2 separate regions of the Homo sapiens genome follow, and region 2 is linked to region 1. A link is a loop called in an ENCODE intact Hi-C map of the cell type or tissue named here. Cell type or tissue: B cell. All regions are shown on one strand.

Evidence for each region. A loop is a pair of places that touch in the nucleus more often than their neighbours do. Peaks named below come from ENCODE experiments on the same cell type or tissue, not always from the same donor. Only the 100,000 strongest peaks of a DNase experiment are listed, where the experiment ranks them.
Region 2: a loop joins it to region 1, with 11 times the contacts of the local background. A loop is called at or near these places in 35 of 110 quality-filtered maps.

The regions. Positions count from the first base shown.
Region 1 is chr3:112,530,073-112,532,572 of GRCh38, reverse strand. It overlaps ATG3 (autophagy related 3), which reads left to right. Exons shown (of 12, transcript NM_022488.5): 12 at 1-63. Among named protein-coding and RNA genes, the nearest start is that of ATG3, 31 kb to the left of the region's middle. In B cell, CTCF peaks have their summits at 856 and 1,072 (motif pointing right); a DNase peak (open chromatin) is centred at 1,052; H3K27ac peaks cover 602 bases.
Region 2 is chr3:112,326,043-112,328,542 of GRCh38, reverse strand. It overlaps LOC105374042 (a long non-coding RNA gene), which reads right to left. Exons shown (of 5, transcript NR_147411.1): 2 at 1,893-2,021; 3 at 849-932. Among named protein-coding and RNA genes, the nearest start is that of CD200, 5.9 kb to the left of the region's middle. In B cell, CTCF peaks have their summits at 784 and 983; a DNase peak (open chromatin) is centred at 972.

The DNA of each region.
Region 1 (2,500 bases):
CATTAAATAAAAATATGTTCCACTACCAGCCTTACTTGTTTAATAAAAATCAGTGCAAAGAGAGTTTTTCTTGTGTCTTATTAAAAGGTTATGATTTGATTTCCCCTAAGTAACAATAAGTGAAGACATCTGTCTTATATAGAATGATGACAGATTATTTTTGGTTTACATTTATGAGGAAGGTATTAAGTGTGTAATAGTCTCAAAACTAGGATTAGAAAATACTGTGTGCTAGTTTTCTCTCACCTTTTCCTGTTCTGCTAATAGTTAATATTTATGAAGCGCTTACTGTGTGCCATGAACTCTTTAAGTACTATTGTTTCCTAATTGTAGTGTTAAGTTGATATTGATATCACCAAAATTATTTTTTATTAAGGATTCGGGAATATTTATTGTGGTTGCCTGGTAGAATACTAGAATTTAAAGGGATAATAAGTTTATTCTGTCATGTCAGTTTATAGATCTTGGTATAGGAGTTTAGAAAGGCAAGTTTTCTGCTCTAGGATGCATACTGCAAGCCAAGGAGGAAAACCTAAGCCCTTTATTCCCTTTATACCACTACATGCTTCATCTTTGTTCTTTCAGTAGTCTGCACAAAGTGGAATGGCTAATCTTGTCCATAGTTTTGTTTTATTTTCTCCTCATCATTTAAGAATACCCTCCTTGCTTTCTTTATTTTCCTCCCTTTTCCAATCAATTATTGTATTGCAAGAAAATCTCCATAATGAAGATAATGATTTGGAGGTATTGTGTGTTTGATATGGTATAATATGGAGATAATAAACATGGACATCATCCTCTAATATACTTGAAAATATTCTGCTTGCTCATGTAGCCAGAAAGCTGCTCCCCTTTCTTAAATTGATGTTTTAAACCGATTTTACTGGAATGTTTTATTTTTGAGTATCTTTAAGTTACATGATCTCAAATATTAAATGTTATCACATTGTCAGCATTTTTCTCCCAGTTGTTTTATTTGTCAAAAGTATAGGCATCTTCAGTCCCTCAATTCATTTGTTGTTAAGTGGTCATATTTATCTCAGTCACCACTAGGTGGCATAAATAATTTTTTGGTCAAACCTTTTAAATTTCAGGATCTTTTTTACAACTGAAATATTTGTATGGTTATCCAGTGTATAAACAAAAGCTGGTATGTTGATGGTATAAATGTGTTTTTATGAGTTCAGATTTATAGCACTCATTGAAAACTGAGTTTTGATGAACAATAGATTTGTTTGGAAAAGCTTGAAATTCAGATTATGGATAATCTTACAAATTTTCACTTCGAGTTTATTTCTAATTTTAGTTTTATAGTCTTTTAAAACATCTGATTTACATACATAATAAATGGTATTAACTTTTTTAACTTTTAATTTTAAAATAATTTTATAAAGATTTATAGAACCGTTCCAAAGGTAGCACAAGAGTCCTGTATACTCCTCAGCTTTCTGTATGTTAATATTTTACTAAAAAATTAACACTGATTCTATCAACTACAGATTTTATTCACATTTCCTCAGTTTTCCCACTATTTTTTTTTCTATTTCATAATCTAAACTACGATACTATATTGCATTTAGTTGTCATATCTCTTTGTCTCTTCTAATCTGTGACAGTTTCTCTGTGTAAAGTCTTTCATGACTTTGATACTTTTGAAGAGTAATGGTCAGAAATTGTGTACAGTGCTCCTGAACTTACATTTGTTTGTTCGTTGTTTCCTCATTATTAGCCTGAGGTTATGAATTTTGGGGAAGCATACCACAGAAGTTACGTGTCTTTCCCTTTGTGTTATGCCTTTCTCATTGCATTTAGTACTACTAAGTCTGTAGTACTTAGTTAAGGTGGTGTCTGCTAGGTTTCTCTACTCTATATAGTTAATATTTATTCCTTTCCATTGTTAGAAGTGAGTCACTAAGTCTATAGAAGTTTGTAGCCACAAGGGAAAAGAATTAATCTTTGCTTTCTGGAGAAACCGAGAAACTGCCACAGCAGTAATCAGTAAATTTTGGGAGAGATATTTTGAGGTAATAAAAATATCCAGTTTCTCATTAAATTTCATTTAGTAATTTTAGCATTCATCAATGAATCTTGCCTGAAACAATTATTATTGTAGTGTTCTACTGATGTGCCTATTCTTTTGCTTATATCACCCCCCCCGCCTTTTTTTTTTGGAGACAGAATCTTGCTCTGTCACCCAGGCTGGAGTGCAGCGACGCGATCTCGGCTCACTGCAACGTCTGCCTCCCTGGTTCAAGTGATTCTCGTGCCTCAGCCTCACAAGTAACTGGGATTATACAGGCATGTGCAACCACGTCTGGCTAATTTTTGTATTTATAGTAGAGACAGGGTTTTGCCATTTTGGCTAGGCTGGTTTCGAACTCCTGGCCTCAAGTGATCTGTCTGCCTCAGCCTCCCAAAATGTTGGGATTACAAGCATGAGCCACCACGCCTGCCCTTCACCCCACCTTGATTAGCGTGGTAAACCTTGAAATAGAGTAGT
Region 2 (2,500 bases), 200 kb after region 1:
CCTGTAATCCCAGCACTTTGGGAGGCCAAAGCAGGTGGATCACCTGAGGTCAGGAGTTCAAGACCAGCCTCAAAATATGATGAAACCCCTTCTCTACTAAAAAATAACAAAAATTAGCTGGGCGTGGTGGTGGACACCTGCAATCCTAGTGACTTGGGAGGCTGAGGCAGGAGAATCACTTGAACCCAGGAGGCGGAGGTTGCAGTGAGCCGAGATCTCACCATTGCACTCCAGCCTGGGCAACAAGAGTGAAACTCCGTCTCAAAAAAAAAGAAAATACAAAAAATTAGCTGGGCATGGTGGTGGGCACCTGTAATCCCAGCTACCTGGGAGGCTGAGGCAGGAGAATCACTTGAGCCCCAGAAGTGGAGGTTGCAGTGAGCTGAGATCGCAGCATTGCACTCCAGCTCTGGGTGACAGAGCAAGACTCCGTCTCAAAAAAAAAAAAAAAAATTTGCAAATATAAACAGCCAACCAGACATTACTTGAAGATGTAGACAAGAACTTTACAGAAGGGGAAACTTGAATGGCTAACAAATATATGAATACATGCTCATACTTATTAATAATCTGAAAAAATGCAAATCAAAGCAGTCATTCAATTGGTGATGATGGGAGGGGATCTGAATCAGGGAATAAATAGAAATATTCAAAGACATTAATATTAATATAACCTCATTAGAAACCAATAATTCATGAAATTTGATTATATATTTAACCAAATCATTGTTTTCATTTATTTCTAAAATAATTGTTGCTACCAAATGCATGATTTAATTTGGAAGGTTAAATCTTAAATTTGAAGTGTACAAAATAACAGTAACAAATTCACAAACCTTCCAATTTACCTGTATGTGAGAAGAGAATGGCTCATTGCATTCTCCATGTGAGGCTGTCTCAAATGAAGTATTGGTTCACACATACTCTGTGACCTAGAGATACAGCGACATTAATGTATCCATAAGAGGAATACAGCCCAAACACTCCCCCTCATGGCAGTACATTGTAAGAGTATGCTACGAGTAAAAAATTGGGAGATTCAGACTCAAATTCTCTTGAGATTGACCAAAGTATATTTTCAAATGCTTAGTTGGGCATAAAAATACTCCAATTACAGAACTTGCAGATTATTTCCACTCTATAATAGTGAGAGTCATAACCTATGATTTGTCCCCTTGGAGAGTCTATTCATTATACTCTAAAATTTAAACCACTGGTCCTTATATGTTCCATATATTTCAGATTCATATATAGAGATAATTAACCTATTCCTTTGGATGTAAAATAGGCGTTTCAAAATTAACATGTTCAAAATTGAACTCTGGATTCTCTTTCCATAGTTTATTCTTTCTCTGATCTTTCCCGTATTTGTAAAAGTTTTCTTCATCTAACACCAAAAAGCAAACAATCATCGGGACAATTCTTATATTTTGCTCTTTTACCACAGCTGTTCCTTCAGCAAATCTTGCTATCCTAAACTTGTCCTTAATCCCTCAGTCCCCTTTGCTGCTACTCTAGTCCAGGCCACCATCAACTCTCATCTTAACTACTGCAATAGTCTCTTTGAAAAATCTCCTTCCAGTCTCTACCTTTTTTTACCTCTCAATGAGCTTCCTCCCACCAGTTGTCTGTGGTCCATATTCTCTCGTGCAAAAACCTGTCCTCAGTAAAGACTCTTAAACTCAATTTACCATAAGTATTAATGATAACTAACAGCCTACCTTTGTAATATTCCAGAGTAAACTATCACTTTAAAAAAGATATACCCTTCACTGCGGGAATTACCAAGCATGTGGAAGAGTTTTTTCATAACAACTCTTTTCATGACGGATTTTGCCACAGCCCTTGGAATTTCTTTTTTTAATGATTGAAACTAACCCTGTTTCACTCACCCTCTTTTTCACAAACAGGTAACATCTTCTTTCTCAGAGTAATACAGAGGATAACGATGACAACACATGAAATAAATTAAAATGTTATGAGTGCACCTATAGGTAGACAAATAGAAGAACTAGATGTACCTGAAAAACACAAATCAGAAACGTTCTTTGTGACTATACTTCTTTTCTATACACTGTATTGCCCTCTTGATACCTTTAATCTGTAATGCTCTTTTGAGATGCCTTGCCTCTTTGACATTAAAATTAATACTATAATGAGATTTGCCATATTTTACTTTATTAAAAAAACTAACAAATATTCAAACTCCTACATGTTCTTCAAAGATATATAACATCTAATATAATCTTAACATTCTCAAGAATAAGAAAAAATAGGTAATCACCTAAATATTTATCACAGAAAAATGGTTAAGCAAAATATAATATAATGTAATAAATAATAAATTAATAAATAATTTTATTAAGAATTATATATAAATTTATAATTATATATATAAATAAGCTTAATAATAAAATATAATGTCACTTGCTGACTATATTACTAAAATGGAATTTCCAGAGTCTGGAATAAACTCAGAAAATAAATGTATAATAATAAT